Regions from separate parts of the Homo sapiens genome. Here region 1 is linked to region 2. The links are chromatin contacts, found by Hi-C or POLR2A ChIA-PET in ENCODE. All regions are on one chromosome and are shown on one strand. The core of a region is the stretch at or near the end of the contact, and the rest is flanking DNA. Distances in the headings are between cores, read along the strand shown.

Region 1 (5,320 bases), core at 457-2,956, 340 kb after region 2:
TTCCTGCCCAATTTTAAGCCCAGGTTTTTTTGCAGCCCATACATTCTGTGAGTTATCGATTTCAGTTTCCTTCCAGTGAATTCTCTTTAACTTAAAGTAACAGAATTGGTTTCTGTTGCTTGCAACCATGTGCTCTAAATGGAAAAAACAAACAAACAAACAAAAAACAAACAAAAAAAAAACCCCACCCCAAACCAAGGTATCCTCCCTAAGCATTGCCAATTCCTTAAATGTTTATAATCCTTTAGGAGTCTTCAAAACAATTTCTTATCCAATCTTTCTTTTTCTGCTTAAAACTCTGAATATCAGCTTCTAGCTCTATGGTCCTGGAACCCAGAACCACCCATTTGGTCATATTAATTGCACTTAGTTTTTGCTGTCTGACTTCTTCCCTGGATGATACCCTTTATGTAGGTAGGGCCTCTGCCAGAAGCATCTGGTGCTATTTTGGACACATACCAGGCACCCAAGAGATGAAAGGGAGAGAAATGCATGATTATGAAAAACATTTTTTCGCTCTTAGTCTCAGTTTATTCCAGCTGCTGTAAGAAAATACTATAAACCAGGTGGCTTATAAATAGGAAATATTTGTTTTTCACAGTTCTGGAGGCTGGGAAGTCCAAGACCAAGGCCCCAGCAGATTTGGTGTCTGGTGAGGGCCCACTACCTTGTTTACAGATCACTGTCTTTTCATTGAACCCTTGCATGGCAGAAGGGGCAAGGCATCTCTCTGTTGTCTCTTTTATAAGAGCACTAATCTCATTTATGAGGGATGTACCTTTATGAGCTAATCACCTTCCAAAGGCCCCACCTCCTAATACTATCACTTGGGGGTCATGATTTTGACATATAAATTTTGGAGAAACACAAATATTCAGTCTGTAGCATCTAAAACATATAAATTTTGGAGAAACACAAATATTCAGTTTTCACCACCATTCAGCAGAAGTCACATTTTTACCTTTGTGATAGTTATGTTAACTTCTAGTGCAGAGCCCACATTAACAAAAATAGATGCAACTTCACCAGATATTGAAGAAAATCCCTTTCAAGGTATCCAAAACATTGTCAACACATTGTTGTCAATGTAGATTGGAAAGGGGGCTACTTCACCAAATAGCCCTATCTTATTACTTGGCCTAGGATGCTTTTGAAAGAAACTATTTCCATATGCTATGCTGAATCTTGTGATAGAGCGTTACAACCCTTAAAGGAGACATTATTTTTCTTCATTGTTAAGATATATTCAGAATCGTAGGCTTAGAAGTAAGGGAAAAATTACGGTGGACCAAATACACAACAACACTGTTTAGCAAATGAGGGTGATGTTTACAACAGGACTAAATGTGACAGCTTTCAAAGCATTATGTATATTTCTAGGCATATACATGTATAGCTCTGACAGCATGTCAGTTATAATTTTTGTAATAATGTGGATATAATTTATTAGAATTCAAATACAGAATAAACGGAGCACATGCTTTGGCCCAAAGTACTAATTTGTCTATTGCTGACAGTTTTGTATGTGTTTTAAGCAGAAATAAAGACATTATAATTGAATAAACGTTTTCCTCTTGCTAACCATGCCCTCTCAGGGTTAAGAACAAGCAAATGGAATAGTGTGGAATCCTTGCAAAAGTAACCACAAATAAGACAACCATGAAGGAGAGGTGGGTTTCAGCTTTCCTGGTTGCCTGCCACAGAGGTTTGCTCATGTGTGATTGATTGCCCTGGTGAGTAATACCAGTTGGCAGACATTAGTAACACTTTGTCTTACTTTTGGTACAGTTGTTAGCTTTTCTATGTTTAGCATGTTTTCATATTTTAATAAGAATTCTGAAGCTGTGGGTATATATATATATATATATTCAGCATTAGCCTGAAACTTGACACTTTTGATTCTGGGGTAATTTATAGCTTCATCTGTATTTGACATAACTACAAGATGCTTTCAACATATGGAATTATGCTTGTAAAATTTAACCTTATTACATTCCTTTTCCAGCCCCTGTGCATTTTTTATACACACTTACTTTGCATTTTAAACATTTTGATTATATTGTTACTGAGGCTGGCATGGCTTTGCAGGAGGCAAGGAAGTTGGGGAAAAACCAGGGGATATGTGGAGTTTTGTGTGTGTGTGTGTGTGTGTGGTTTTTTTTTTTTTTTTTTGACAATTGACCAGGAGTCTCCATTTCATTTTTTAACTGAGATGGATGAGGTACCAGCCTGAAATCCTTTGTGATTTCTCCAACAACATGAGTACCAGGAATGTTTTTACCCCTGCACTGAAGCATCCGATGAGGTGTTGGAAACATGTGAGCCCTTCCAGTGTTTTTGTGGTGCACTTGCTCCCTTCTGGGAGTTGGAACACATCCACCAGGCTAACCATGTGAAAGGCATGAGACTCTGACAATGGTGTGATGGAAATTTAAATAGGCAAGGACCTGCGCCAAGTTTGCAGAGTATTGTTTTAGGCTGACTTTAGTTCAAGCCAATGAGTGGCTTGGCTTTCATACTTGAAGGCAGAAGTTGAAAATGGTTCAGGGTTGTCCTTAAAGTTCTAGGAGTTTCCAGGTATTCAATAAGCATCCCAATCTTCATTAGAAGGTAGTTCTAAGGACTGGTTTGACCTAGGAAATGGCAAAAATACCCCTCCAGAGGGAAATAGATCCTCCAGATGGTTTTAATTTATAATGACAAACTACAACCAAAATTGAGTGGATGATAACCCATTCTGTATTTGCTTATTTCCATTTATTGCAACAGAAAAGTACATTTTAAATGCTTGATTATGTTCTTTCTATGGAGTTCAGTTAACATTGCCTCGGGCCCATGAGTAGAGGAAACTTAGAGGTTTTTCTTAAACAAAAGAGAGGAGAGCTTGCTCCTGAAGCAGGTTTCCCAAGGTCACGGCCACTTCTAATTACAATTCTAATGAAACATAAGGAGATCTTCCCAGGAGATCATTACTTGGTAATTTTTCAACAATAGCTATACCATCTACTTCCCTATTTGGAAAATATAGAAAAATGGCCCATCAACGTCTCTACCATAGATTTCATTTTCATACTCGGTATTTCTGAATCCCTGATTAGTTCTCTGACAAGCAGCACATGTATATACAGTATGAAATATGAGCGTTATCTGTGCCTTGGTCTTAATTTAAAATTTGCATTATACAGTATTTATGTAGACCTTCCCTGCAACCTTTCAAGTGCTCAAACAAATGATTCTCCATTAAAAGAGTTTATCTCGAAATATCTGTCTGAGCATTGTAAATAGTATGTTATGGATCACGCGTTTATTTAGACAAGTGAAATACAACATCAAAAGCTATCACTGAAAAACTAGGCCAATATGGGCATTAAAAATATAGCACCATATATCTTGGGCAAGAAAGTTCTCTGGATCCCACGTGCAATGATTGGGGAATATTTAGACTCTCTAGCAAAGATTACATGTTTCTTGATTCATCTCACAATGCAAGTCTACTTCATTTGCAAAGTGATAACCTATTACCATAACTAAACCGCCTATTGCATGGAGGCTCAGAAATAAAATAAAAAGATTAGCCAGTTATCTTATTTACATATATTGAATTGCAGTAATACAGCCCGATCTCTGCCTCTCATTTGATTCTAATTAAAGCGTAGCAGAGAAACTGCAATCCACACAAGAGCTTATTTTAATAGTCAGAGCTGGCAAAGTCCCAATATCACAATGTAGCAATTAACAGCACGGCTGTATTTGCTATTCATGGTTTGATGTAAAAACTTGTTTATTAAGATGGGCTGGAGGCGCTGGTGTGCAATAGACCTGCATGTAATTAGATTCCAATTATTTGTCTGTTTCTGATATTGTAAACTGGCACTTAGCACATCAGTTAAATTGACACACGGCGCTGCATGGTTTACTCGGTAATTAAAACATGTTCTGTTAATTAGATGATGACCACTTTATTTCAGGGCTCTTGTGTTTGGGTTTTCTAGTGTGCTCTGTTTGTATCATGAGCCACCAGACGCTCCTCTAATGAGTCCTTGTTTTGTTTCAATTACCACCTGCTGTTCAAAAGCAAAGCTTGTTTTAACTAAACAAAATTAATGCTTGTCTCTTCCTTTGTAAGAACTTAAACGTTAGACAAATTAATACGCTTATTATTGAAGTGCTAAGCTCTGGTTTTAAAGACTGCTAAGGCAATTAGAAGAAAGTTATAAAATGTTGTACAGTGCAGCATAAATATTGTTTAGCATATTAAGAGGCATTACAAACAATGAAATATTTGCTGGAGTTGAAAGGGAGCATGGGGATTTAGCCTGCCCACCCCCAAATTAAATTAGCTCTTGCAACTTGCAAAGGGATCCAGAAACGAAAGATACAGGGGACTTTCTAGGAAAAGGGATTGGATGAAGTTGAACACAAAGGTGTGTGGCTTGGCCATAAATAAATCTGTGAATGATACTGAACCTTCCTGAATGGTTTTAAAAACTATGCCTATGCTGCATGTTCCCTTCCATGATATATGTTGTTTCCATGCTAAAGAACCAATGGCCACTGTTTCTTAAACTTTTAACCACAAACACCAGCAGGATAGCCACTTTGCATCTTGCAAGGTTTAGGGCCCATCCAATTAACTAAGCTTTTTATTCCACAGCCATCTCCACATCAGTAATTCTCCCCTGGAGCCATGAGAGAGCTGTCCATCTTTACATTTCCGCAGCCCTCCCCATCCCAACACTTCTCATTGCACACCATGACATCGAAACCACTCCTCTTGTCCAACACTGAGAATTGTGATCATGCAATTGTAGGGAGTAAAGGATGACTACTTATTTCCCAGAATATCTTCCTCACCACATTTGAAGAAGTCATTAATGAGGCAAATAAGGTGACGTCAGGCAAGTAAGCCACTGGAATATGTCTAACTAGCTCCTCTAAATAGAGTCAGGCATTTTAGAATAGCACAAAAAACTCCCAGTTCATTCCCTTTCATGGGTGCCAAACCAGCCAAGTCCACTACTGAGGAGTTGTCCTATACAAGACAGCTCTATGCAAGATAACTTCAGGGTTGTTCAGCGGTACTCTTTTGTAAGTTTCAATTCAGAATTATTCAGGGTTCATTTCAATGCATATTAAAACTGACATCTGGCATCTTTAGGAAAATGCATTAATAAATCTGACTGGTGTATACACAATACACAGTTTCTTAGAAAAGTATTTTAATTCCAAGGCAAATCATGTTCTCCTGTGTGATAATTGGCTTTATTCTTACAGGTGTTCTTCTAGAATCTGAAATATCATTCACTCCAGAAATTCAACA
Region 2 (5,046 bases), core at 453-2,952:
AAATTATTACCACTTTTGAAATGTCTGGTTAGTCCTTTGTGACTGACTTGTTTTTTATTCGAAATGATTAAAAATGCCTTTTGGCAGAATTGGTCTCCTTAATTTTTTGAATATAAAGAAAGCTTAAATGAGGTAAACGTTCATTAAACACAAAAACATTCGTGAGCTGCTGATGATTTTAGAGAAGTCATTCTGGGAAACAGGTTTTGATTTTTTTTTTTTTTTTTTTTACAAAAAAATAGCTTTCAATTTGGTAAAAGCTATTCCTAGTAACGTTTTATAAAATCATCTTCTTTTCAGGGTGTGTTTTATTTCCTTTCCATCCCTTTCAGGAAAGAGAAAGTGTTTTATTGGATATTTTTGTTTCAGTCCTTGTTTCCATTATTTTTGCCAAAATTCATGGGAGTTCACTTTCCGTTTAAATGCCTGAAATATTCCTTGAAGAATCTACATTTTGGGATAGCTAGGAAAAAGGCTATGTAAATTTGTTTAAGGGCTATGTAAATTGGTTTAAGGAAGAAAATAACAGTTGTAACTCTGGTCATCTTAACTACTCTCTTTTTTCTTTATAACTTTGGAGGCAAATAATTTCAAGTATAATGCGCTGGAATGTAGGAAGAGGGGGGACATTGGATTTGAAGTTCAAAGAAAGTTTGCTGTTGGTTGTATGATAAAACATTTCTTAGTTTCCGAATGAAGGGAGAAAGTAAGCTTTATTCATTGAAAAAATGGTCAATAGATTTATTATAAGAAAACATAAAACAGGTCTCTAAAAAATGTGTACACGTGAAGAGATTAGCTACAAGATTTTGGTGAAAATAATCTTTCCCCTTTTGTGAATAGACTTTCTATAAAAATGTATTAGTCTCTGGGAATTAATATTGGGAAGTTTCTGTTCAAATTCCATTCACTGTTTCTAGCAATGTGTTTTCTCCTTTGGAGCCAACTGTGCTTTCATTACTTTAAATAGAGCAGTCGGGACCGGGCGCTGTGCCTCACGCCTATAATCCCAGCACTTTGCGAGGCCGAGGCGGGCAGATCACGAGGTCAGGAGATCGAGACCATCCTGGCTAACATGGTGAAAACCTGTCTCCACTAAAAATACAAAAAATTCTCCGGGCGTGGTGGCGGGCGCCTGTAGTCCCAGCTACTCCGGAGGCTGAGGCAGGAGAATGGCATGAACCCGGGAGGCGGAGCTTGCAGTGAGCCGAGATTGCGCCACTGCACTCCAGCCTGGGCGACTGAGCAAGACTCTGTTTCAAAAAAAAATAAAAAATAAAAATAAATAAATAAGTACAGCAGTCTAAGTTGTAGGTAGCATCCATGTTTATTTCTAGCCCTAACATGGAAGAGAAACCATCTGATTATATAGGCTACTCATTACTTTGGAACCAACTCTGTTTCTTTATTTGGGGATTGGACTGATGGCATGGGATTGAGCTTTCGTCTGTGCAGAATTTTACAGACAGACTCATGTTCTGCCAGGCAGACATTCAGCCCTTGATCTTCTCACAGTCGCCATTGTGAAGGAGAGCAAGCCCTTTCTCCACACTCTCTGTGGACTACTTTCTAACTTTTCTATTGTCATGGGAGAAAAATTTAAAAAACTGATTAAAAGGGGGCAAGTGCATGGCTTCTATGAAAACTCTACCGCTCTAAACTGTGGGACTGCTTGAAACTGTTTGTTTTGGCTGGCCTCGGTGGCAAGACTGACATATTTATGTAGCAAGCTCACATGTAATATTTAACTTGGAATTTTACACATAGGAATGATGAACTAAACAGAATATAAGGTTTTGTTGTTGTTGTTGTTTCCCTGCTTGTTCTGAAATGTGAGAAAATATCGAGTTGACAAGTTTCAACATGGTCACCTCTTGCTTGGCCAGCACGATTCATAATTAGCCAAATTCCTTGATAATGCTGCAGAGATTGGGCACTGAGCAGCCGCCACGTTTGCTATGCAAGAGAGTTAATAAAATTTTTCAGTGCTGGAGGAAAGCTTATATACAGTAGTCTGTTTGTCCTGTGTTTCCACCACCTGAGTCACAGCCAAAAAAGCAATTGTCTACTACATATTTCAAACAGATGCTGAGGGGTAGAAAGGGTGACCAGAATTCACAGCAATAAAATCCCGCTCTCTAAGTTCCCTTGAAGGAAGTGAACTCATAAAATTTTTGCTGCTGACTTATTTGTCCACTCCTTTGAAGTATTTAACATTAATTTCACCTATAAATCATTGGCACCTCAATTTTTCATTGAAGTATCAGGACTGTTAAAGACATACCCTGGATGTGCCTGGAAAAAAAGATTTGGGAAGCAGATCCACTAATTTAACTGTTATTCACGTGCATCGTTTTGGTTGAAACCAATCCTAGTTACCGTCAAAGTTCTCTAACTCAAAGTCCGTTTTCTTTCTAGTTTGTATTTGTTTGTGCATATAATTACAGAAAACACATTTTAGATGGAACACCAGCTTGCTTTTTTCAGTTTCTTTCTGTTGCATTGATACATCTTCTAATGGGGAAAGACATATGATGGTACTTGGAAAAATGATGACAGCCGTAACTGGAATAATAAATGCTACCGGGAAGATTTTATCAAATGTAAAAAATAAAAATGAAGAGATCAGCCTTCAACTCAAGTACCCAGTAGCTAGACTATCAGTAGACAAGGTCTCCTACCTCATTAATCTGTGGGCTTTGATTAATTAACATATGTGGATAAAGGGGTACTATGTTCCAAAGGAAGCTTTTTGGGTTCTTTTTCCACATGTTGGCAAGTAACAATGGGTGGGGCTTCACCAGACACCTGCCCCTGTCTAAGTTTCTGTGCCTCCTGTCTCTATCAGTTTGACTTTTGCCACTGAATGTAAGTTCCAATAAGGTGGGGACCTTGTTTATGACGTTCTCTGCTATATCCTTGGTGCTTGACAAATAGTAGGAACCCAATAGATATTGGATTGGAATGGGCAGTTATTCAAAAAGTCTTAACCATCTTAACATTGGATGTCTTAATGGTACTGGCTCCCCCTTCAGTCAGAATAAAACTTCTAAAAGGATCATATGGACAATGCTTATATCAGTAGAGATGTATGAACAAAGGCTGTGGGAAGCAGTGGTTAATCAGAATTCTGGGCTAGTATTTAGTTGCATTTGTCCTAGTATTTTGGCCAGGTTTCAGTTAGCTAAGCATCTCTTATACCCTGTAATTTAGTATATGGTTTCAGCTCTCCAAATAATGGCTTGCTAATGGTAAATGCTGTTTAACTTTCTAATTCAGAGGAGCTACCTGTTCAGCAGAATTTTAAAAAATTGTAAGTGATGATTGAAACCAGGTTAAAAAGCACTTAAGGTACATCTGGCTGTATGCTTGGTGTCTACTTCGATTGGCCTGTGGCTATCATTATTCTTTTTGACTCTGCACATAAACTGCGGGTAGGGATTTTTCCTCAATTGGTCCAGAACTGAAACTTATCTATACTAAGGGAGCTTTTCCCTTTTGGGTGAATAATGCATCCTTCTTTTAGTTGCTGTGATGTGGAATGTTGGCTCAGTTTCTCTCCAGTGCCTTCAGTTATAGGTGCTCATCACTGTTGATTTTTATCTATGTAGTGGTTCTTGTGACTTCCCCATTCCCTCTAAGGACATCTGAATGTGTTGTTAAGTGATGCTAAAATTATAACCACTTAACAGATCTCTGTATCCACTGTTTTTGTTCATCCCACTCATCAAAATTTGGTTATTCTCTGTAAAGCACAACTCTGATGGCATCATTGTCTTGCTCCCTGTTTCTTAGGAAATTGAGCTTAAATTCTCTTGCTTGACATGCAGGGAATCAGGTGGATTAAAAGTGGCCACACATTCTTTTCCATTCCTTTCTTCAAGAGGTAGAGTCTAAGTGCCTTCTCACATTTACTCTGGGCAGCTGCGCTTTTCACTTGCTTTGGGCAGTAGAATGCAGTGGAAGTGACACTGTGCCAGTTCCAAGCCTGGTGGCTTTCTCTTTGTTCTGTAGGAACATGCTTGCCACTGCTGTGTCAGGAAGCTTGGGCCAAATGGCTGAATGATGAGAGGTCACGTGGAGAGAGAGGAGGGAGGATGAGAAAGAGAAAGAGACAGACAGGAAGAACTGAAGTACCCACATCTTGGAGGCCCAGATGAGCTACCAGCTGAATGCAGCTGCATAAATTACCCCAACCAAAGAATCGCCTAGCTGAGCCCAGCCAATCCCCAGAATTTTGAGAAAAAACAAATTGTTATTTTAAGCCTTCTGCGTTTTAGGATAGTTTGTTACAAAGGAATAGGGAACTGAAGCGGGAACCTTGGAAAGCAAGCCTCAATTTATCCTCCCATTCTTATTCTACATTTTCTTAGACCTTCTAAAATGTCAGGCACGTGTGACTCAGAAACCCACAAAAATGATTAGTGCTTCTCTTTGCTTATGCTATATCTTACTCCTAGAATATGTTTATACTCTATGCTTTGTACCTGGGAAATTCCTTAAGTTCAGTCACTCCCGTCTTTGGTCTTTCCTAAGGCCCCCATGACTCAGTGACTTCTGACCTCTCTCAGGCTTCTGTAGTTCAATCTACATTGGTATGAGGTTGGGGGAAAGATGATCATTAACTATTTGAGCAAGTAACATTCTCTGTGGAGGCCTTCGTTTCTACATTTGTATTAATTATCTGGCTGATTTTTCAAGTCTCAGCCTTCAGTATTCTAGAACAGATGCCCAATAAAATGCTGTGCATTGGTCATGGAATTGTTGATTTATCTGTGCAGTCCCATGAGGTAACCACTAGCCAATGTAGCTATGGAGCACCTGAAATGTGAGTGCAACTGAGGAACTGACTTCTTTATTCTTATTTAATTGTAATTAATTAATTTAAATAGCCACATGTGGCTAGTTGCTACCATTTGGGGTAGTAGGGTTTTAGAATTCTCTGGAACTCAAGTGGAAATATCTGTTTTCACTTAACGCCAACAGTGGTTTATCACTTGATTTTCACAAGATTATCAGCATTTGCTCTTCAGGATCACTTTTCAG

The links. Hi-C counts contacts between places; a loop is a spot of excess contacts on that map. ChIA-PET counts read pairs that join two places held with the same protein, here RNA polymerase II (POLR2A).
Region 1: a map of chondrocyte shows a loop between it and region 2 (2.4-fold over the local background). The contact joins two enhancer-like sites. A Hi-C loop is called at or near these places in 1 of 168 maps with a recorded cell type or tissue (chondrocyte). POLR2A ChIA-PET finds 5 or more read pairs at or near these places in 2 of 52 experiments (activated T-cell and naive thymus-derived CD8-positive, alpha-beta T cell).

Annotation. Positions count from the first base shown.
Region 1 is chr3:70,821,362-70,826,681 of GRCh38, reverse strand. No RefSeq gene overlaps it. Among named protein-coding and RNA genes, the nearest start is that of FOXP1-AS1, 470 kb to the left of the region's middle. Within about 2 kb of position 1,706, at least 3 of the 41 ENCODE cell types and tissues checked have a DNase peak (open chromatin) inside an H3K27ac peak, as active enhancers do.
Region 2 is chr3:71,160,432-71,165,477 of GRCh38, reverse strand. The region is part of intron 6 of FOXP1 (forkhead box P1); the gene reads left to right. Among named protein-coding and RNA genes, the nearest start is that of FOXP1-AS1, 130 kb to the left of the region's middle. Within about 2 kb of position 1,702, at least 4 of the 41 ENCODE cell types and tissues checked have a DNase peak (open chromatin) inside an H3K27ac peak, as active enhancers do.